Linked DNA regions of Homo sapiens: all the other regions are linked to region 3. The links are chromatin loops, found by intact Hi-C in ENCODE. Cell type or tissue: PC-9. All regions are shown on one strand.

Region 1 (8,000 bases), 400 kb before region 3:
CCCAATATTAAGAGCATGTTTAAAGTACAATCTTGAGTGTTCCTTCCATCAGTAACTACTTATTGAGCACCTACTACATGCCAAGCACTGCGGTGGACCGCAGGACTAGAACAACAAAGAAGACAGACACGAGGCCAGATTTCATGGAGCTTCTCACCTGGTGGGAGGCAAGGGAGAGTCGTGAATAAACATCAAACAAGGACACAAAGAATGAGTTTCTCTGCATTGTGATGAGGAAGCAAAGACGCCAAGGGAGCATATGACCAGGAAGCTGACCTCGTCTGGGTGGTCACGGATGATTTGTCTTCACCTCTTTCTTCTTCCTGCTGATGGGAATGACAGCACGATGGCTGGAGCTTTGCAGCCATCTTGAACGATGAGGCACAGGTGCTGGATGAGGGGCCTGCATTCCTGATAACCTTGTGAAGGTACCTAAGCCCCCTCTGTATTCTCTACTCCTAACTTACAGGGAGAAAATGACTTTTATATTGTCTAAAGATGGTGTTGTTTTCACTGAACTGCTGAAGTGGAGTTAGTGTTGCACACACCGCCTCTTCATTAGACTGTAAGAACCTTGGGGGAAGATGGAGGGCAGCACCCAGCACAGGGCCTTCCTATAGAAGGGAGTCTCAGTGGCTATTTGTGGAATTCGCTGATTAAGCAGGAAGGAGTTGAGAGGAGACAGAAGAATCACTGGACAGACAAATCAAGGGACAAGAAGCTTGAACCATTTCTAGAGACGTCTGAGGACGGAGCCGAAAGAAGGTGAGACAGAGACTCAGCAGCCAAGGACAGGGCCTGATTGAACAAGTTAAAGGACTTGAACCCAGGGAGATAAGTGACTTCTGAAACAAGTACCTTAAGGTGTTGGAGGGCTCCTCAGGGACAGCTTGATGCTGACTGTGGCCTTGAGTGTAATGTCCAAGGAAGACCCAAGAAATGGGGAGCAGAGGGACCTGGGTTTAAATCCTGCCACTTAACAGCTGAGTGAGTTCAGGTAAGTTCCCTGCCTCTCTGAGTCTTAAGTTTATCAATACAACAACTTAAATAGATGGGATAATATGTGTGAAATCCTCTACACCCTGCCTGGTACATGGTAGGCACCCAATCAATTGTAATCGTGGCCATCAAGCTATCAGGTGCTATGGTTGATGGACTTAAGGTGACCCCATGATCCCAGCCTCCTGGTGTTCATGCGTTTCTGTGATCCCCTCCCCTGGTGAGTGGGACCTGTGACTGGCTTCCAACCAACAGAACACGGCAAAGGGGAGGGGATGTCCAGAGCTAGCTTTGGAGTCTCTCTCCGTTGCTGGCTGTGAAGAAACAAGTTGCAGTGAGTCCTATACCTGCAAGAAAGCGCAGCTTATTCTTTCTAGGAAGCTTGGAAGTGGACCCTTCCCAGTCGAGCCTCCAGATGAGAATCCAGCTCTGACTGGCACTGTTGGCAGCTCTGCAGAGGACCTGCTAAGCCATGCCCAGGAACTGTGAGATACTAAATGTGTGTTGTTTTAAGCTGCTAAGTTTTTGGTGACTTGTGACATGGCATAGAAAACAAATAGAGGTGCTATATCAAGAATATGTTATGGAATACATAAGGAATATAAAACTTCCCCTTTTCCTGCACGTCAACCCCAAGAGGGGGCATTATTTCCCCCATTTATAGAGAAAACTGAGGCTTAGCAGAGCAGCTAAATTCCCTGAGACCACGCAGCTCCTGGGGGAGGAGGAGCCAGAACACAGACCCCAGGGCCTGCTGTGAGCCAGGAGGAGCACCAATATCCCTGCTGCAGTGGTGGCAGCCTTACCCCGCAACGTGCTGTGCAGCGCGATGAAGCCTTTAGCGGGGTCTGCCCCGCCCAGTCCTCCACAGACCGCACCCCTCCCTGGTGCCTGGGACCCAGCTGCTTCTCACGGTTCTCTGGCACCTATCTGGTCCCTGAGGGCATTTCAGTTTCTAACTCCTGCATAACTAGGGCACTGGTAGTTAGATCCCAAGTAGATCCAGCCCTGGTTTCTCAAGGGCTTGGGAGCAAAAGGCAAGAGTCTAACTCCCCTGGAATAAGGCAGAGGCAAGGAGACAGCACATGCACCCCCTTCCTGAGCTGTGAGGCCACAATGAGTCACTCCCACAACATCCATGTGTCCCAGGGTCACTGCACCCTCTGCACCCTGGGCTGGGCCTGACCTGTCACTTGACTCCAAGGAAAAGCAAGTGCAGCAGAGGAGGGAGAGAGAAGCGCGAATGCCACAGTCTTGAGAGAAACCCTCCCCAGGCTTCTGGAGTGGGCAGCAGTTCCCACCTGGTGGGTCTTCAAGGAAGGCTGCTTCTTCATTTAAAGAGAGGCTGGGATACAGGCAGATGTCACAGGGAGCCTTGGGACCCCCGGCTCAGAGCTACATTTATACTATTGACCTAGGTTCTTTCATTCCTCCCTCCCTCCCTGCCTCCCTCCTTTCTTTCTTCCTTCCTTCTTCATCCCACACGTGCTGCGGGGTAGAGCTACCTGCACTTACAACTTGAGAATAATGTCCCTGAGTACACAGGTGACAGAGAAGTCACCAGGATCCAACCCAGTCAAGGCAGGAAGAATGGGCTCTGTTTTTGGGGTCCCCTCCTCCCTTTAGTTGGGCTAGTGCCTCATGCCTTCTCATGCAGTTTGCAGAGCAGTCCCCAAGTTTTGACAAAGGGCCAGGGCCCCTGTCTGGGACTGGGAATACAAAAAAGAGCTGAGCATGATCCCTGCCCTCAGAAACTCAGTCTGCCATGTGAGAGGGAAGGAGCCACAAACCCTGCTCCCCGGGGACAGGGCAGCTCCCACCTGGAGGAAGGCTGGCTCATGGCTCTGGAACTGGAACCCAGGCTGCATGTTTTAAAGCTGCCCAGATGAACTGGTGGTGTTGCTAGGTTGAGAACAACTATCACAGGAAAAGGAACACGCTGTTGGAGGCACTTGTGGTTGGCTTGTATGTTCCCTTGCTGACAGCGTCCAGATTTTAGCCACTTCATCAGAAGAAAGTGATTTCTCAGGATTAGCTGAGCTCAAAGCTGCAAAAAAGAAAAAACAAACACACCCCCTCATAGACTGACAAGCGTGCTCACACAGGCCCATGCCTCAGAGGCAGATGTCTTCACTGCATGATACTGGTAAGCAGACATATTGGGAAATTTTTCTATTTTTTTTTCCTCCCAGAATTTCGAAAGCAAATTGCATTTTACATTTTCTTGACTGAGGGCAGACAATTTTCACTAATGGGCCCTGTAGGAGGTGATCTGATACAAACCCTCATCCATGGCACACCGCTACACCCCAGGCACTGCATACACGTCTTCCAATTGCAGCTCAACACCGCCCTAGATGACACGTCATCCCCATTTCACAGATGAGGCACAGTAAGGAACTTGCCCAAAGCTACCAAATGGGGAGCCTGTCTGACTCGCCTGCTTCTTGCCTCCAGTGAAAAAGACAAGAGCTAGGCAATGGGCCCCATGTCACAAATATCACGTTCATTGAGGGGAACCACCTGGCGCCAGGCTCTGAGTAAGGACAGGCAAGTGTGAGGCGTTGGTGGGTGCTGCACTGGGTAAGGCTGGGCTAGACATAGCCACCCCCACCTAGAGAGAGTGCAGCCTTAAACAGTAAGCAAGCCCCTTCCACTAACATGATCACAGCAACCCTGGGCCACCAAGTCTAAAACTTCTCACTCTGTCTCCTAGGCTGAAAACTCAAATACTGGAAGGTCTGGTTCAAGACTAGACCCCGGCGACAAACCCTCTCCCTGGGGGTTCCACAGCCACCTTCCACCCTCCCTAGGGCTCCCAGATTCAGTTTGCTGGAGGCTGGCGAGGCAGGCTCCAGATCTGCTGCCTGCCAACTTTGTGGCCACATATAAATTCCTTTACTCTGGGAAAAAGGAAGGACATATATTTTTCTTTGCTTGGGAGAGGATGAAATGAAACAAAACTTATGAATGTTCCCGGCACTAGGCTCAACCCAGGACGAAACCACAGTGAATGAGAAATTATAATGGAATTGTGCATGCTCTCCACCAGAAACCTTTCCAAAATACAAGGTAATACCAAGCCTGGGCTGGCTGAGGTGAGCACTAACCGGGAGCAGGAGAGCAGATGAATCCATTTGTAGTATATTTGCAGGAGGGAGTTCCTGCTCCTGTCCAAAAATTCCACCAGGTGGCGCCATGAGACAACTTTCACAACCTTTCCAGTCTACACACCAAGGTGGTGGGGGTCCCTCAGGTCCCTGCAAAAGGGCATTGAGAGTTCATTACCCAGTTCAGAGCAAGAAAGCTGGGGTCTTGGTCTCTCCTCAAGGCTTTTCTTAACTTCCTTAATCCAGATGTTCATGAAAATGGGGTGTTACTGGACACATAAAAGGGAACAACACACATTGGGGCCTTTCAGAGGGTGGAGTATGAGAGGAGGGAGAGGATCAGGAAAAATAATGAGTGGGTACTAGGCTGAATACCCGGGTGATGAAATAATCTGTACAACAAACCCCCATGACACAAGTTTACCTATACAATAAACCTGCACATGTACCCCTGAACTGAAAAGTTAATTTTTTTTAAAAAAGAAAGAAAATGGGGTGTTAGAGGAAGTGGGGACAGCAACGTGTTGGACAATGACGTTGGCAATGCCAGGCCAGGCAGCAGCAAAGTCCATCAAGCGTCTACTAAGGGCAAGGCCCTCTGTGGTAGGTGTCGGTCTCAGAGCTGAAAGGGGCCTTCGTGGAAGTCTAGCCCAGCCTGTTTGTTTTTCCAGAATGAGGGAGGCCAGGCGGGGGTCACTCCCTGCCTGTCAGAGGTTGTGGGGAGTCCCTCTCAGCTCGTCTCAGGGTGCAGTGTGACCCAGGAGGCAGTGTTCAGGTGAGGCCACTGCGCCTTTTCAAGGAGCCAGATGAGGGCAGAAATTGCACCCTATCCAACTGCAAAGGAGACTGAGAAACCCTATAAGGTTGTGATATCTCCCCTTGGGCCCTGGAGAAAGGGAGACAGTTCTGTCAAGATCCCCACATTTCAGGGAAAAACCCCATGGGTTGGTTCAGGGTCAGAGCTGCAAGGCCCTGAGGGTCAACTGAGTCAATCCCCCATGGTACAGGTGAGCCCAAGACAGGGTCGACAACTCAAACACCAAAATACTGCAGGATGAAAATGCTCTTCATGTACTCATATAAAATGTGCCAAGATACACTGCTAAGTGAAAAATGCAAAAGGCAGAGAAAAACGTGTCAAATTTTTCTATTATTTGTATAAAAAAAGAAAAAATAGTATATTCATGTTTGCTCATATTTGCATAACTAAATTCTGGAAGTATTTAGAAGACACTAAGAACAGTAGTTATAGTGGAGTGGAGGAGGGATGGATGGATGGGGACAGAGGAGGGAGAAAGGCTTTTCTCTATATACATTTGTACATTATATCATCTGAACCACACGAATGCATTACTTTACAAAGAGTAAGACTTTTAAAATAGCTTGCTCAAGATCATACCATGTTTCCCGCAGTTGTGGGGTACTCTTACCCGCCAGGGAGTGAAATGATTTGGGGTGGTGCACAAGATGATTATAAGCAATTTACAAACACAGCACCGAATCGGATGGTGAGGAAGTCATTCCTCTTTGTTTCTCTTCAGTCCTCTGAATCCATCGAGGAGAATGTCTCAGTGAGGGGCCAGTGAGGCTTCTGCACCACTCCCAATCTTCATAAACTGACTTTTTTAACAAAGAAAGCAGGCATCAGGCTAAGGGCTTGGACAATGGCAGTGACTAGCTAAAATGGAATATCATTCGTTTTGTCCTGGATTCATTTGTACGAATACCTACTGTGAATGGCAAGTAGTATTGGCTTTCCATTTACAATAGTAATATGAAGCTTCCTTTTAAAAAATTAATTTAAGATGTGAGCTGCTGTTAAAAAAAAAAATGTTAAGTGAGTCCTAATACCATTTCTCTGTGAATACAGTAACATTGAGCACTAACTTGTGCCAGAAACGGCTAAGTGCTTCCCATGAATTAATGTACTTGATCCTCTCACTGTGGGAGGTGCAGATGAGGACACGGAGGTTTAGGGAGATGCTGGGTTGTGCCAAGGCCTCTGGTTAACAGAGCTGAAGCCGGGAATGGGAAGCAGGCATTCAGCCCCCAGCAGGGCCCCCGCCCACCAGAGGGACTGGAGCTGGCCGCTGGGCCAATGCAGACCAGCCCTGGCTCCCAGCCCTGTGCCCCACCTGCCTGGGCACTTGGGGCAGTGGCCCTCCAGCTTCATCTCAAGTAGCTCCAACCTTCTCCTTCCAAACTCTGAGTCCCTAAAGCCATTTGGTTTCAGCCCTGCCCCCAGCCTCAAACCAGAGGCTCAGAGGCACACACATACACCCCTCCATACACACCCCCTTTGTAATTCTTTGAAGCTCTCACTCTACCTGCTTCTTGAACTTTCTCTTGCTGCTCTTTTGGGCACTGGGTGGCAGCACCAGGCGGGGTAGGCTTGCTTGTCCTACTGGCTGGGCAGGCTGCAGGTTCTCTATCTAGTTTTGGCAGCAGAGCTCTGCTGCCTCCCTCCCCTGCCCCCACTTAACCCTTTGAGAGATCACTGGATTTGTCACTTTGCAATGAAAATATGCATTCGGGAATGCAGGGAAGAGAGCTAAATCTCCATGACTGTGACCCAGGACTGGGAAGCCACTGAGGCCACCCAGCTGGGCAGCTGCAGCCAGCACCCTTGCACCAACTTCTGTGCCCTCTGCCCCCACACAGCTGATCTCATGGGGCTGCAGGCAGGTCTTAGCAGGTAGTACAGCTGGGCATCTGTATCTGCAGGTTTCTAGGCGATGCTGATGCAGGTACGGCCAGAGGTAAAAGAGAGGAGTGGTCAAGAGCAAGGGCTGTAGGTCTCTGAATCCTAGCTCCACCCAGCTCGCTCTGGGTCCTACAGCAAGTTATAAACCCTCTGCCATGTCCTCTGTCGTGAAATAAAGATGACAGTGACAATATTTATGTCATAAGGTGCTAGTGACAATTAAATGACATAACGTGCTTAGCACAGGGCCAGGCACTCCATACACTCTCAACAAACAGCATCCAGTCCTGACATTCAACACCAGCAACAAGCCCCTCAGCTTTCAGGAGCACAGCGAAGTGGCTGTGTTTCTTCTCTAACAGCTGCGGGAGGGGCAACTCTGCTCTTAAAAGCCCAGCACCGCCCCAGCCAGGGATCCCAGGTGCCTTGGACAAGGCAGCCACTCTGGAGCCAAAGCTGCCAGTACAGAAGCTGTGGGCCATGGTGCAGCACCTGCAGAGGCAGCTCAGGGGCAGGCGCAGTCCCCCTCTCCACGGCCCTCTGCCCACCTCCTACCCACCATGCTTTCAGTGATCCCCTGAAAGGCTCTGAGAGGCGGGCAGGTCCCAGATCATCATCCCTTCACAGGGATGAGGAAACCAAGGCTCAAGAGGCTGAGTGAACTGTCCACAAAGAGCAGAGCCAGGCCTGCAAACAGGCCTCCTGTGCCACCCGGTGAGCCAGAGCGCAGGGGCGGCTTTCCTCCCCTGTCCTCAGGTTCAGGCATCCAAGTGGACAGACGCCTTGACCACTGCCTCAGGGCTTCCCCCTCAGACCCATGGAGCTAGAAAGGCCCCAGAGAGGGAGCCCAACATCCCCAGCCCTCACCTATGCTAAAAGGCCCCGTCACAGGGAGGCAGGAGCTGAGAGACAGCTGCTCGGGGGAACTGGCAAAACCAGAGTCACTGTTTCACCTGATCTCAGGCTTGGTGTCTCCTTCAGGGAGATGATGGTTTAGTCCCCACTTCCAGGACTAGCTGGAGGGTGGAGAGGGAGGGGCTTAGGGAGCCAAGGGCTTGGAATTTGTGGAGGGCACCAGGAGGGCAGCTGGTCCCCAGAGATTGAGCAGAACAGACAAGTCAGACCCCAGCAGTTCTACTCACCGGGTGGCCCCGCAGAGGCAGTGGAGGCCTAGTGGGATCTGAGCT
Region 2 (8,000 bases), 230 kb after region 3:
GTATGAAAGGGTAAAAGAGCCTAATGTATGTAACCTTCTCTCCAATGGTTCAGAGAGAAAAATAAAATTTGATTCCAAGCGAGGAAAATACTAAAAATTGGTGCATTTAGAAGGGCATATGATAGCTCTTCTGTTCTTGCAACTTTTCAAAAGTTTAAAATAATTTCAAAATAAAACTTTTTTTAAAAGCTATGTAAAACATGCAAAGGTAAACTTACTGTCTTCTGTGGCTGAGATCTTTCCAGTTTGACCAAAAATGACATTAGCAGCTGATAAACAGTGCCTGGCCTCCATAAAGCATAGCTATTGGGGAAATAAACAACAGTGAATGCAACTATCACACAGCTTTATTTGCAACTGATACTTGCATAATTTCTTTTAATATGGGAAAAGGTATAAAATCAGATAAAAATACTACAAAGGAGGCCCTGTAGAGTTGCAGATCATTCAGAAGGTACAAAAGATATATTATCATATTATCTGGTTAAAATGTAACCTCAAAGGTTAAAATATTAATGCCCCCAAACTCTTAATAATAATCCACTCGGATTGAAAGACAACTGCCAACTGAAAGTTAGCTCTCCTTATACAATCAATAGATATACAGGAATGGCTGTCATCCTAGACTTAAACTGTCTCAAAAACTCCTTTAGGTTCAGTCTAAGTAGCCAAAATCCCATGCACAATAAATTCTTAGACTATTTACATTGTGTCAGAAGACTGAATATATATATATATATATATATATATATTTTTTTTTTTTTTTACGAGACAGGGGTCTCACTCTGGCCCAAGGCTGGAGTGCAGTGGCACAATCATAGTTCACTGCAGCCTCAACCTCCTGGTCTTAAGGGATCCTCCCACCTTTAGCCTCCAAGCCTGACTAATTCTGGGGTTTCTCTATGTTGCCTAAACAGGTCTCCAACTCCTGGCCTGAAGCAATGCTCCCACCTTGGCCTCCCAGGGTGCTGGGGTTATAGATGTAAGCCACCTTGCCCAGCCTGAGGATTTAATTTTTATTAGGTTTAGAGAGCCCCTTTACATCCTACTATACAAAGGCAAATAGGATAAACTCAGGTAAGAAGATATTCCTGTGTTCTAAAATCTTTAAACTTTACATACAATAAGGCTTCCCACCAAGTTTTAAAGTCAACAGACTTCTACAGATGAACCTTATGGAACTGCTTTACCAACACTCTTGAAGACTTCATAATTCAATTCCGGGCATGGCAAACTTCTCAAACAATTAGAGAAGATCTCCTTGTTAATAGAAACATTTTGTATTTGTCATGTAAGTCAAAGGACCACCCAGCAGAAGTTCAAAGTTAAAGTCCAACTTTTAGTTGGAAGCCACCCTCATTAAATAGAATGTCTACTTAATATTAGTAATACCTGAAAGGCTTTAAATGGTTGGCTATAACTTTAAAATTGCAGCATTAAATGTATCTTTCCATTATGGCAAATTCAGAAGCCATCTTGAGAATAGCTGGACACGTGTAGTATTAGCCCAGCAACATCTATAGATAAAAATGTGTTAAATCTTAAAAGCCAAAAGAAAGTTAGAGTTTATATAATGAAACTTTAATTATCTCTCTATAATCCAATCCCTTAACATTTATCGTCATTTCAGCTTTGTCCAGATTGGCTCCCTGTGAGCAACCACTGCTAGAACAGTGAGTGTCTTATGCCCTCTAGGTGGCTGGTAAATGTGGGACTTTAGCAGCTGCCAGGTAGGGATTCACCAAGTAGCAAAACCTCATCACTGGAATCAGATGAAGATGACAATGATATAAATGACAATTGCATTTTTAAAAACATGGTTCAAATCCCTCTTTTTGCAATACGACTTAGTTGGTTTTAACAAAAACTTAAAAAAGATTTTGGTAAAAAAATAAAAGTGCAGGGTGTGGGAGGTCTCATGAAAATTACTGCATGCTCCACATAAGTAATGCTTAACAACTTTAAATTTTAATCACACTTTAATATCTAGATATCTTAGTACTGCCAATTTCCATGGAGTTTTAAGTATAAATTAAAGTCACAGTGAATATGTAATTTTAAAGTTGCTAAACAGAATGAATAAGGGGCCTCCAACAGCTGTAAAAAAGATGTCACAAGCGGAGGCACTGGATAACACTTTGGATGAGGACAATGAAATGGATTCATGAGAATTAGTTAACTGAATGCTCTGATATATGCAGTAGCGTTACTTACACACTTGATCTTAGACCAAAGTCCTAGAAGCGATGCTGCAGTCACCACAGCCCTTTCTCTCCTGCTAATAGCTTTTCTGAATGAAATTCTGTGGGACAATACTTTAATCATCGGGCGCATTTACAGAACCAACGCTAACGAAATGCTCAAAAAGGATAAAGGCCCAAGGATAAGGCAGCGGGTTACCAGAGAGATGAAAGAAGGAACTCTGATAAGCAGAGAACTACCAAAATTTCAGAGAGGCTTGCGAATTCGAAATATAAATAAAAGTAATTTATATTGCTGAGATGTCTTATTAAGGATTAATAGGAAAATCTGGTTAGAAAAGGTGGTGTAAAATTATTTTAGCATTAAAAACTCTCAAGGATTAAAGGAATAAATGGGTCAATTAAGAGTACACCAACATGATGTGAGCAATGCTTTTTTAAATTTTTATGAGAAATTCTGATAAACAACTAAGAAGCTCAAAAACATTGTCCCTGTGTAACAATCCAAAAGAAGTATGGTATAAAGACCTAGAACTTTGGAACTCAGCAGACATATTTCCAACATTAAAAAATTATTACAGAGTTAATTCTGAAAAATAACTGAAATGCATCACATGCTTTTATCAAAGCCCACATTTAACAGTCAACTTCCTCAGTCAAATTCTCAGAGTTATGAGATTACCATTACGTAAAGATAAAGCTATATCTACAAGGTAAAATCTGCAATTTAAGGTAATATCTCACTAAAATGAGTTGAGATAGCGTGCCTATGTTAAAAAAAGAATTGGTCTTAGGTAACATGTAAAACAATGATAAAACTCGGTATTTTAAAACTCAAAATAATTCATACAACAAAAAGCTACAAAATTTTAGTACACGGGCAAACTGGGCTGCATTTTCGGCTTCAGTTGTACATCATAAAATACAAGCTACCTGTTTTTAAAAGATAGTATTTTCAAGGTACTACTGGTTCTATTTTTATACTCACTATTGGTACTCTGTTAGATAACTACTTCAAGAAGCTTACCTTATTGATGTAAAACTGTGACAAGGTAGCAGCATTGATAGCCCACTCTATAGGATGGTAGGCATTGTGCTCAAGCTGGCGTTTTAGTGTACTATGGCAATAGTGAGCAGCCTTCTCAAACATTTCCAGATGCTGGTAGACTTGAGCTAGGTAATATAGGTTATGAGTATAAACCTTTTCAAATCTGTAAAGAAAAAATAAACCAATATTTGTGTAATGGTTTACTTGTTTTTTTTTTTTCCTGAGACAGAGTCTCGCTCTGTTGCCCAGGCTGGAGTACAGTGGCACGATCTTGGCTCACTGCCTCCGCCTCCTGGGTTCAAGCAATTCTCCTGCCTCAGCCTCCCGAGTAGCTGGGATTACAGGCGCCTGCCACCATGCCTGGCTAATTTTTGTATTTTTGGTAGAGACGGGGTTTCACCATAATAGTCAGGCCAGTCTTGAACTCCTGACCTTGTGATCCACCCGCCTCAGCCTCCCAAAGTGCTGGGATTACAGGTGTAAGCCACCGTGTCCGGACCATGGTTTACGTTTTATAAGTAAATTTCATATATATTTATTTTGATTATCCCACCAACCCTTTGAGTTGGATTTGTTTATTGTATCTATTTGACAGATAAGGAAACTGAGTCTCAGGTTTGAACAAGGTCAAATAACAAGTAAGTGGTAAATGGAGGTTTTACTCCTGTCAGAATCCACATTCTATAACCTTTATAAGTGACTTTTTGAACAATCACTAATCTATGATATGTGGAAATATTTGCAAGGGCTGATTTCTATACCTACTCACCTTTTTGATCTCTCTTGTTCAGTAAGTTTCTCTTCTTCAGGAAGAAAACGCTCAGTAGGATCAAGAGGAGGACTCCCAACCTACAATTAAGAAAAACAAAAGCTCTTTAAAGTTTTAAACTGTAAACACCAAGTGCCCTCTTCTGGAGGACCTGGAGAAATCAACTTCTACAAGCCAAATACATTTCATTTTTTCCTAGTTCATTTTTATGTTACTCAAGAAGTAATTTTCTGTTTTTTAAATTTTTATTTATTTATTGAGACAGGGTCTCTGTCACCCAGGCTGGAGTGGAGTGGCACAATCTCGGCTTACTGTAACCTCCGTCTCCCGATCCTCCCACCTCAAGCAATCCTCCTACCTCAGCCTCCTGAGTAGCTGGAACCACAGGTGTGCACCACCAGTCCTGGCTAATTTTTATATTTTTTGTAGAGACAGGGTTTCGCTATGTTGCCCAGACTGGTCTTAAAACTCCTGGGCTCAAGCAATCCACCTGCCTTGGCCTCCCAAAGTGCTAGGATTATAGGCGTGAGCCACTGCACCCGCCTCAACAAGTAATTTTCTTAACCATAAAATCTGAGTCAAACAAATAAAAGATACCCTTTTATTTGTTTTAACCAAATGTCAAAAGTTCACATTTGACAAAATTTTACTGTTGTTGCAGTTAAACTGCAAATATGCAAAAAATCCACCAATCTGCTTTTAGACATATATAATTCTTGAAGTATTTTTTCTTTTTTTAATTCTTATTTATTTATTTAGAGATGGGGGTCTTGCTCTGTTGCCCAGGCTGGTCTTGAACTCCTAGCCTCCAGTGATCCTCCTGCCTCAGCCTCCCAAAGTGCTGAAACTACAGGCATGAGCTAAGGTGCCCAGCCTCTTTAAGTTTTTTTTTTTTTTTTTTTTTTTGGAGATGGAGTCTCGCTCTTTTGCCAGGCTGGAGTGCAGTGGTGCGATCTCGGCTCACTGCAACCTCCGCCTCCCGGGTTCAAGCGATTCACCTGCCTTAACCTCCTGGGTAGCTAGGATTACAGACACGTGCCACCACCCCCAGCTAATTTTTGTATTTTTAGTAGAGACGGGGTTTCTCCATGTTGGCCAGGATGGTCTCAATCTCTTGATCTCATGATCCGCCTGCCTCGGCCCCCGCAAAGTGCTGGGATTACAGGTGTAAGCCACCGTGCCCGACCCCTCTTTAAGTATTTCAAATGGCAATTTTGTCTGGTAAAAGGGCTCTTTTAAAAACATGCATAAGCAAAACAAATAGGAAAAATGTATATATTTCTACAGTAGTAGTATTCTAAACTGACCACTAATAAAAATCAAATGAGAGATTTTAATATTTATTCTAATATTTTTTTCTCAAGGAAATAACAAAAGTGTATTACCCCCTTTCAATACAGGGACATTAAAACCAGATTCCATTATTTATTGCCTTGGGCAAGTCACTTGATCTCTTGTGCTTCTGTTTAGTCATCTATAAAATAAGGGTAATAACAGTATCTATCTCATGAGGATTAAGTAATATTTATAAATCACTTACAACCCCCTCTTACGTCTTCCAAAACAGAACTACCTAACCTCTGCCTCATTCTACTTCTATGAGGATAGTCCCATCTAGAAACACACTCTTGCTTTTAACTGAATTCATTAAACTCAAAAAGGAACAACGTCTTTCATAAAAATATGATTTTACATTCTGGATGTAAACACTAAAAGCATCACAACGTGGGCTCCCAGGATTCACATAAAGTAAAAACAACTAAGACAGGAAGCAAGGCCCAAGGCAAACACAATAGATAAGTAATTCTTCAGAGAACTCTTCAACAATTCCGAGGGCTGCTTACCATGCTTACCCCTGTCTAGATGAGGGGAATTAATCAATATATTATTTTATGTACATACTTCACTGTTATGGCTTTCACACATCATACGTAATATTAATACAGTCAAATCAGTCTCTTAACTGAAACAGAGGTACAACTAAACACAAGGAATTTCACTATATGTGTTATGTTTCCATACAAATACTATTTTTAATGAAATACTATTGATGCTTAGTAACTTTTTTTTTTTTTTTTTTTGTAAAGACGGGTTCTTGCTTTGTTGCTCATGTTGGTCTTGAACTCCTGGCATCAAGCAATCTTCCCACCTCGGCCTCCCAAAGTGCTGGGATTATAAGTGTAAGTCACCGTGTTCAGCTTTTACATTTTATTTTACTTATTTTTGAGACAGGGTCTTATTTGGTTACCTAGGCTGGCGTGCAGTGGCAGGATCCTCGCTCACTGCTGCTTTGACCTCCTGGACTGCCCTCCCGGACTCAAGCCATCCTCCCACCTCAGCCCCCGAAGTAGCTGGGACCACAAGCACACGCCACCACACCCAGCTAATTTTTTTTTAGTTTTTGTAGAGACAGCGTATCACTATGTGGCCCAGGCTGATCTTTGAACCTCTAAGTCAGGCAATCCACCCACCTCAGCCTCCCAAAGTGCTGGGATTAAAGGCGTGAGCCACTGTGCCTGGCCTCAGACCTTACATTTTAAATTAACAATTTCACATATAAGACTGTGAGCCTAAAAGCAAGAAAGGGTAGACTAATATCTCTATTTGGTTTTGTGGCACTCTGCTCTTGTTAGTACTTCAGGAAGAAAGTTAAAATGCCAAGGTACGAGGCTGGGCATGGTGGCTTATGCCTGTAATCCCAGCACTTTGGGAGGCTGAGGTGGGCGGATCACTTGAGGTCAGGAGTTTGAGACCAGCCTGGCAACATGGTGAAACCCGGTCTCTATAAAAATACAAAAATTAGCTGGGAATGGTGGCGGGCACCTATAATCTCAGCCACTTGGGAGGCTGAGGCAGGAGAATTACTTGAACTCAAGAGGTGGAGGTTGCAGTGAGCCGAGATCACGCCACTGCACTCCAGCCTGGACAACAGAGCGAGACTCCATCTCAAAAAAAAAAAAAAGACAGAATCTTGCTCTGTCACCCAGGCTGGAGTACAGTGGTTCGATGATAGCTCACTGCAACCTCAAACTCCTGGGCTCAAGCGACCCTCCTGCCTCAATCTCCCAAGTAGCTAAAACTACAGTGTGTGCCACATCTGGCAAATTTTTTAATTTTTTGTAGTGATGAGGTCTTCCTGTGTTGCGCAGGCTGGTCTCAAACTCCTGGGCTCAAGTGATCCTCCAGCCTCAGCCTCCCAAAGTGCTGGGATTACAGGCATACCAAGCTTCTTATATCCTTTTGCAGTCAAGCATTCTGACGCATGAATTTAGCAAACATAATTTTGTATGTTTAGTCTCTTTTATGTGATATCTAATGTTATTTCAACTTTTTTAATGTTATAAAAGCACTTTATTAATGGATTTTTTTTTTTTTTGAGACAGGGTCTCACTGTCGCCCAGGCCGGAGTGCAGTGGCGTGATCTCAGTTCACTGCAGCCTCTGCCTCCCAGGTTCAAACGATTCTCCTGCCTCAGTCTCCTGAGTAGCTGGGACTACAGGCGTGCGCCACCATGCCTGCTGTTTTGTATTTTTAGTAGAGATGGGATTTCACCATGTTGCCCAAGCTGGTCTCGAATTCCTGATCTCAAGTGATCCACCTGCCTCGGCCTCCCAAAATGCTGGGATTACAGGCATGAGCCACCATGCTCAGCCGTATTAATGGATTTTTAAAGCAGATAGCTGTGACAAATAGTAATCCACAAGAAAATATTGTGCCTGATTATTTCCCTTTCATATTAAAAAAAAGTTTATTAAGGAAACAGATGGTAACACAGTGGCTTGTCACCTTTGCAGGCTGTGACCCCTAAAGTGAGAGTTTTCAATGTTGGCTCCCCAGACCCCTAAAAGTTCTACAGCATCTCTTTTGTGCTACTGCAGTGGGGAGGAGGAAGAATCTGTAGTGGAGTGGGCTCTGGGTCCTTCTAACCTGCTTAACCAGAGTAACTCAATCAATTTTTATATGCTGCATTTTCAGAAGGGTT
Region 3 (8,000 bases):
CCCAGTGCCTTCCAGTCTCCCTCAGGGGATAAGCCGGTGACCTTACAGTGACTGTGTGCACATCCTGTGCAATCTGCCCAGTCTGTCCTCTGCCTCTCACTTGAATGGCCTCCGACTCTCAGCCTTCACTCACCTCATCCGGACACCACTCGGCTATAGGGTTCCCCCAGTGCCCCCTCCCTGGACCCCTTCCCATCTCCAAGCCTGTAGGTGTCCTCTTTCCTTTGGCAGGGACTCCCTACCCTCGGGCCTCCACCTTGCTCCCTGGTTTGCATCACTGAGGTCCCGGCTCAAATGCCACCCCTCAGAGAGGCTTCCCTGACGCCTCATCCCACTCACAGTCACATCACTCTCTTTGTTTTTTGTTTTTTGTTTTTTTATCACGCTAACCACCACCTGAAATTATCTTAATAGCCTAGGCCTTCTGGGCCTCTCACCCACCTCCCCACTGAAAGTTCCAGGAGCACAGGAACTCCCCACTCCAAACCCAGTGCCAAGCCCAGGGGCCGGCACACAATGGGTGCTCAGTAAACACTTGTCGAATGGATGAATGAATGAATTTTTCATGTCCCTATGTTGCTTCTCCTAAATAGTGCAGTGCCCTTCCCGCCGAATTCACTCAGAGCTCGCTGAAATGAAACTCCCAAACAGTCCCTTCTCCCCTACCCTCAAAAAACCAGTCCAATTGAGTTACCGATGATGACACCAACTTCGCAGTAGGGGTCGTCATAGGCACAGGTCATCATGGTCCCCACGGTGTCATTGACCAGGGCCAGGATGTCCACGTCCATGTCCTGCCGAACACAAGGCCAGAGGGAATCAGCGGGTGGGAAGGAGGTGTTTCCCTCCCTCCTTCCCCACAGAGGCAGCAGGTAGTGAAGGTGGCTGCTGAGACATCCCTAGATCCTGCCTGCTGGGCCTGTCTGAAGGAGCAAGGCCTCATCAAGGTTCAGGGTCTAGGGGAGAGAAAGAGCCGACAGGAGCTGAAGAGGGGAGCCCATCCTCTTGCTTTGTGGGTGAAGGCCTCTGCAATGGAAATATGAGGGACAGGCCACCGGGACTCCAGCCCTTGTTTTTTGTTGTCGATGTTTTTTTTAATTTAAAAAATTTTATTTTTTAATCTGCAGATAGGGTCTCACTATGTTGCCCAGGCTAGAGTGTGATGGCTGTTCACAGGTACAAACATAGCACACCACAGCCTCAAACTCCTGGGCTCACGTGATCCTCCTGCCTCAGCCTCCTGAGTAGCTGAGACTACAGGCACACATCACACCCAGGTTTCAGCCTTTGTTTGTGAGATCCTGGGAAGACATTGAGGAAAGCATGTTTATCCAGTGGCATTTCCAGGAGAAAACACCAAAGTCCTCACCCACGGGGACAACTCAGCCAGCAGGCACAGACTCGGCCAAGTCTTCCCCATGTATGGCATGGTGACTTCCTGTCTGGATTTCCTGTTCTGCCAAGTCAGCTTGGGTTATTGCACCAACATCCCCCAAAGTTTGGAAGAACATTTTAAAGTAAAATGAGAGCCAGGCATGTGGCTTATGCCTATAGTCCCAGCTATGCAGGAGGCTGAGGTGGGAGGATCATTTGAGCCTAGGAATTCGAGGATGGAGTGCCAGGCACTGCCAGCCTGGGCAACACAGCAGGACCTCATCTCTAAAAAAAAAAAAAAAAAAGTAAAATGAAAACAATAAGGGAAAATGCAGGCTATAAAACAATAAGATCCCAGCTTTAAAGAAAAAAAGGCTGGAAGGCTATGCAGCAAACATGCCTCTTGCTGTCAGGGCAACAAGCAATTTGGGTTTGTGTACTTTCCAGCTCAGCAAGGAGCGAGTCTTGCTTTCGCAGTAGTTTAAATTATTGTAAAATACGTTCAACAAATAGGGATATTTAATGGACAGGGAGTGGACAGTGAAATAGAGAACCAGCCCAGAAAGAATATGGAACCAGCCCGGAAAGTATATGATCTTTTCAGCCTCAGAGAGGAGGGCGTGTGGGGCCTACACACAGCATCAGATCTAACCAAGACCTCCGGAGAGGGCTGTGGCTGCTGGGGAGGCCCAGGGATGAGCTGGCCACCTTTCAATAGGGATTGGTGCAAGCCCCGCCTACCAAGGCTCTGTGGGTTCATCCAAGTTGGCCACATCTGTACTACAGTGGGACCTTTTCTAAGATCAATTCCTTCTCTGATTCTCCCTCCATGCAGGCACCATATGTGACCCCCTCACCTCACCCCCAGCCCCACCAACCCAAGAGAAAGGAGCTAGGGCTGGGAGAGCCTCCCACACCGAGGTGAATTCCTCACCTTGTGTCTTCTCATGGCTTTGGTCAGACGGCTCACCACATCCGTGTCCTGAACTCCTCGTGCCTTAAACTTTTTTGTCCACGAAAGTAGGACACCCTGGGAGAAGATTTCAGGTCCAGTTTGAATGAAAGACGTGCTGAGATGTGCAACTGAGCCGCAGAAACTTCATGCCTACGTGCATCCCCCATGGCCTTCTCTTCTCTAAGCTGAATCACCCCAATTTTTTTAAAACATTGCTTCTGCAGCCTTTTCTAATAATTTAAAGGACTATTACTCTCATCTGAGTGGTTTGAAATATATGGTAGCAGAAGGAGTAATTATTGAAAAGTTAGAGCTCTTGGATTCATGAGACATTAGACAAGTCGTTTAACCTCTCTGAGCCTCAGTCTACTCCTCTGCAAAGTGGAAATGTCACCTCCCTACCTCTCTCAAAGGAATGCTCTAATGAAAATACCTGGTGTAGGCCGGGCGCGGTGGCTCACGCCTGTAATCCCAGCACTTTGGGAGGCCGAGGCGGGTGGATCATGAGGTCAGGAGATCGAGACCATCCTGGCTAACAAGGTGAAACCCCGTCTCTACTAAAAATACAAAAAATTAGCCGGGCGCGGTGGCGGGCGCCTGTAGTCCCAGCTACTCGGGAGGCTGAGGCAGGAGAATGGCGTGAACCCGGGAAGCGGAGCTTGCAGTGAGCCGAGATTGCGCCACTGCAGTCCGCAGTCCGGCCTGGGCGACAGAGCGAGACTCCGTCTCAAAAAAAAAAAAAAAAAAAGAAAATACCTGGTGTATTATACATGCAGAATGCATGGTTTGCCAGGTCCACAAAACAGAACTAACATGGTGTAACCTTGCAGGATTGTCTCAGGAACTTCATTTCAACTTAGAAAAATGATTCCCAACCAGGCAGAGTGGCCCGTACCTGTAGTCCCAGCTACTTGGGAGCCTGAGGCAGGTGGATCACTTGAGGCCAGGAGTTCCAGGCCTGCCTGGGCAACATAGCGAGACCTCGTCTCTTAATAAAGAGAAAGAAAGAAAAATGGTTCTCAATTTGCATTACCAATCATTGCTTACAAATGGTGTTTCCTGAGTTTCGTGTCTGAAATCGCAAATAATCATAGAATGTTTCAGACTGGAAGAGAACTTGGAAGTTAAAAGAGAATCGCCCAAGTCGTCTCAGTCAAGAGCAGCTGACCCAGGCTCACAAACTTCCTGACCGCACCTCCTCCATTTCCCTCAATTTATGGATTTAAAAACGCTGGGATTGAGAGAGGGAGGAAATTGCTCTGAATTTCACCGCGAGTGAAGGATAGAGCCCAAGCCGAATGCAGGTCTCTGACTCTGGACCAGCCCTCGGGCTTTTTTCCTGCACCACAGCGCCGCCGTGTGGCAGCTCTCCCTAACTTCTGCTCTCATAGGCTATGACAACATCCCTGTCTCCAGGGACAGAGCGGGGAGAGATGCACAGGCTGGCTTTCTTCAAAAATCCCTGTTGCAGGGAAGGTGGATGGGGGAAGTGAGGGATAAATGCTTGCGATAGAATGTTAAATTAAAAAGGCAATTACATACAACTGTACATTTTCTTTTTGTCTCAAATATTTGGTGACTAGAATCAACCATAGATTTGCTAAACTGTAGATACAGGATAACACTTGTATTTAATATAGGTATGAGTAAAAGAAAAACCCACAATTCTAGTGGTGGGAATATTTGAATATTGAGATGAGTGGTGATTTCTATTTTCTTCTTTAAACTTTTCCATTCCTTCTCTCTCTCTTTTTTTAAACCTTGAAAAAAGTATTACCATTTATTTTATTATCAGAAAACACACACACACACACACACACACACACACACACACACACAAAGAAATTTCTCTTTGGTTAAGACTTTCTGTTCCCTCAAAAACAAGAATAAAAAACCAAGTGACTTCCTTTAATTCTTATGCTCATGATGTTGGCTATGGGTTAAACATAATAAGAATTCTCACGCTCCTACCTTCTTTAATCATTTTCAGTTTCTCAAAGAAGCCCCCTAATCACACCTCCTCACACAGCCTTCCCCTTTCCATCCCTCTGCAGTCATGGAGCTGAACAGAGCCCATCTTCCCCAGGAGCCCTTATTCTAGTGTTACCGAACCCACTCCTGCAGCAGAGCCCTGCTTAAATAGCTTTGCCAGATGAGGCCACATTCAAATATTATCAGGAATGAGTTTTCTTGTGGTTGGAACTTTACTACTTAACTTTAGATTTTATTGAAAGGCAGTTTGCGAGGAAATTTTATAAAATATAAGTATATTTGACTAGACTGCGATGAGAAAAAAAGCATTTTTCCCTTCCTTGATACAATTTTTTTTTTTTTTTGAAACGAAGTTTCACTCTTGTTGCCCAGGCTGGAGTGCAGTGGCGCCATCTCAGCTCACTGCAACCTCCGCCTCCCAGGTTCAAGCAATTCTCCTGCCTCAGCCTCCCGAGTAGCTGGGATTACAGGCATGTGCCACCACGCCCGACTAATTTTGTGCTTTTAGTAGAGACGGGGTTTCTCCATGTTGGTCAGGCTGGTCTCGAACTCCCGACCTCAGGTGATCCACCCTCCTCGGCCTCCCAAAGTGCTGGGATTACAGGCATGAGCCACTGTGCCCGGCCTCTCCTTGATATAATTAAATGCCCTTCCTTAGTTTAAATTTTACCTGAAAAATCTTTATTGTAATATGACACTAAGTGGGTCAAAATGGGCCGGGCACAGTGGCTCACCACGCCTGCAATCCCAGCACTTTGGGAGGCTGAGGCGGGAGGATCTCCTGAAGTTGGGCATTCAAGACCAGCCTGGCCAACATGGTGAAACTCCGTCTCTACTGAAAATACAAAAATTAGTTGGGTGTGGTGGCAGGCACCTGTAATACCACCATTCGGGAGGCTGAGACAGGAGAATTGCCTGAACCTGGGAGACGGAGATTGTGGTGAGCCGAGATCACACCACTGCACTCCAGCCTGGGCGACAGAGCTCAAAAAAAAAAAAAAAAATCAAAATGCTTTCAGGCACCTGCTGCCATTTTAAATGAAGTTCTAAAGTGGTGTCTTTCTGGAAAGGCACTGTAGTTGGGGAGCTTATGAACTTGGGGTGGGCTACTCTTGGTTGTGTGGCTTTGTGCAAGTCTCTTAACCTCGCTGAGCTGCAGTGTTTCTCAAATATAGAATGAAGATAATCATATCTACCTCTTAGAATTGTTTGGGGGATTTAACAAGATAATGCGCATAAAGCATTTGGCACAGCGCGAGGTACAGTGTCAAAACCGGAGGCACGTGCTTTTATCATTATTATTGAGAAAGATGTTGGTGGGTATTCAACATAGATAAATGACAAAATCCTGGATGGATAAACCATCCGTTCACACCCTCCGCTGCCAAGCTATCAAGAAAGCATGTGCATTTAATTCTTAAAGTTGAATGAATTCTCACAGAGCTTGAGAATTTTCTTCCTTCTTCCTGGAGTCTCTGTTCCAGAGCTCTCTAATAAGAGCAGCTGGCACACTCTCACTCCACCACCTGCACTACAGGATCCAGCCAGGGCCCTGATTCCCAACCCCCTGACATACACATCTACTCACTCCTAGGACCTTTCTCTGCCAGCCAGCTCCACTTGGTCTCACCCAAACATTCCCTGGAAACTTTTTTGTTTGTTTTTTGTTTGCTTGTTGTTGTTTTTTGTTTGTTTGTTTGTTTCTGACAGAGTCTCGCGCTGTCACCCAGGCTGGAATGCAGTGGCGTGATCTCAGCTCACCACAACCTCCACCTTGTGGGTTCAAGTGATTCTCCTGCCTCAGCCTCCCGAGTAGCTGGGATTACAGGCGCCCGCCACCAGGCCCAGCTAATTTTTGTATTTTTAATAGAGATGGGGTTTCACCATGTTGGCCAGGCTGGTCTTGAACTCCTGATGTCAGGTGATCTGCCCCCCTCGGCCTCCCAAAGTGCTGGGATTACAGGCATGAACCACCGCATCTGGCTGCTTGTTTTAGAGATGGAGTCTCGCTTTGTGGCCTGCGCTGCTGGAGTGCAGTGGTGTGATCACAGCCCACTGCAGCCTGGACTCCCTGGCTCAAGCAATCCTCCCGCCTCAGCCTCCCAGGGTGCTGGGATTATAGGCAAAAGCCACCACGCCAGGCCCCTGGAACCTTCTTTATATTATTTTTCTCAGTCCTTTCTTTATAAAAGAATGAAAAAGTAAAACTCAGCCTGTCCCCTGTATAGATGATGGCAAATTCCCACGATGGAATCAAATAAATGATTGACACCTTTCAACTGTGAGATAGTTATCAAGCACCTATTAAATACAACACATTGTCAGAGACCTTGGCGGGGAAGGTCTGTGCCCTTGGCGGGCACTGCTTGCCCTCCAAAAACCTCTGTTGAATTTAGGGATAAGATACAAAAGCACAAAGAGACAAGTAATCCAGGGACAGTCACCACAGCCTAGCAGCTACTGTGTAAGGCCCAACCACAGTGTTGGATGCTTTACAAATGCTTTGCCTAAGCTTCACCTCAGCCCAACAAGCAGATGTTATTATCCCTGCTTTACAAATGAGAAAACAAGGTGGGACACAATGGCCCATGCCTGTAATCCCAACGCTTTGGGAGGCAGAGGCAGGCAGATTACTTAAACCCAGGAGTTTGAGACCAGCTTGGGCAATATAGTGAGACCTCATCTCTACAAAGAAAAAAATAAAAATAAATAAAATTTTCTCAAAGAGAAAACAAGAGGCTCATGAAATTAAGGAACTGGTCCAAGGGGACACAATTTGTCCTGAACCATGATTCAAAGCCATGTGTGTGGAACATGAAAGCTCATTCCCTTTCACTATTCCACACCAATAAGTGACTCAAGCCAACAATATCAAGCACATCCCAAGGAGGTCCATGTGACTGTCAACTGGGCATCATAACCAGGAGGGCCAGGAGGAGGAGATTGATCAGGGTCCCCAACCCAGACAGGAGTGGCCCGGGGAGACTAGACTCTTGACAGTAACTCCCCCAACCTGGCCCCAGAACGTCCCCTTATTTGCTGTCTTTATTCACATAAGATTGGGTTAGCTTCCTCCTGCTTACAGATTGAAAACTGAGACACACAGAGATGAGTTACCAGGAACCCCGGCCTAGCTGGTGACACAGTTCAGACTGTGTATCCCAGGCTCTGTGTCTGCTCCAGGACATTCTCACTCCTCCAGTGCCCCCATTCCTTTTTTTTTTTTTGAGACGGAGTCTTGCTCTGTCACCCAGGCTGGAGTGCAGTGGCACAATCTCGGCTCACTGCAAGCTCCGCCTCCCGGGTTCACGCCATTCTCCTGCCTCAGCCTCCCAAGTGGCTGGGACTACAGGCGCCCGGCACCACACCCAGCTAATTTTTTGCATTTTTAGTAGAGACGGGGTTTCACCATGTTAGCCAGGATGGTCTCGATCTCCTGACCTCATGATCCGCCCGCCTCGGCCTCCCAAAGTGCTGGGATTATAGGCGTGAGCCACCGCGCCTGGTCCTCCAGTGCCCCCATTCTAATCCTCCTCCTGAGGGCTCACTACAGGGAGAGACTCCCCAGCCTTCCCATGTTTCTTCTAGTTGGCTATGTCAGTGGTCCTAAGTGCAGGCCTCAGGCAGCATCACATCTGCCAGGAACCTGTCAGGGAGGCGAATTTAGGGCCTCCTTGCA

Evidence for each region. Peaks named below come from ENCODE experiments on the same cell type or tissue, not always from the same donor. Only the 100,000 strongest peaks of a DNase experiment are listed, where the experiment ranks them.
Region 1: a loop joins it to region 3, with 12 times the contacts of the local background. A loop is called at or near these places in 35 of 110 quality-filtered maps.
Region 2: it touches region 3 in a loop (6-fold over the local background); 13 of 110 quality-filtered maps call a loop at or near these places.

Annotation. Positions count from the first base shown.
Region 1 is chr10:69,635,604-69,643,603 of GRCh38, reverse strand. No RefSeq gene overlaps it. Among named protein-coding and RNA genes, the nearest start is that of FAM241B, 9.4 kb to the right of the region's middle. In PC-9, CTCF peaks have their summits at 4,220 (motif pointing right) and 6,460 (motif pointing right); DNase peaks (open chromatin) are centred at 2,033 and 4,153; H3K27me3 peaks cover 433 bases.
Region 2 is chr10:69,001,144-69,009,143 of GRCh38, reverse strand. It overlaps KIFBP (kinesin family binding protein), which reads right to left. Exons shown (of 7, transcript NM_015634.4): 3 at 4,019-4,098; 4 at 3,229-3,412; 5 at 219-303. Among named protein-coding and RNA genes, the nearest start is that of KIFBP, 16 kb to the right of the region's middle. In PC-9, CTCF peaks have their summits at 3,944 and 4,151 (motif pointing left); a DNase peak (open chromatin) is centred at 4,133.
Region 3 is chr10:69,233,446-69,241,445 of GRCh38, reverse strand. HKDC1 (hexokinase domain containing 1) reads right to left here. Exons shown (of 18, transcript NM_025130.4): 5 at 2,309-2,404; 6 at 695-794. Among named protein-coding and RNA genes, the nearest start is that of HKDC1, 17 kb to the right of the region's middle. In PC-9, CTCF peaks have their summits at 3,470 and 3,677; a DNase peak (open chromatin) is centred at 3,695; H3K4me3 peaks cover 3,194 bases; H3K27ac peaks cover 3,110 bases.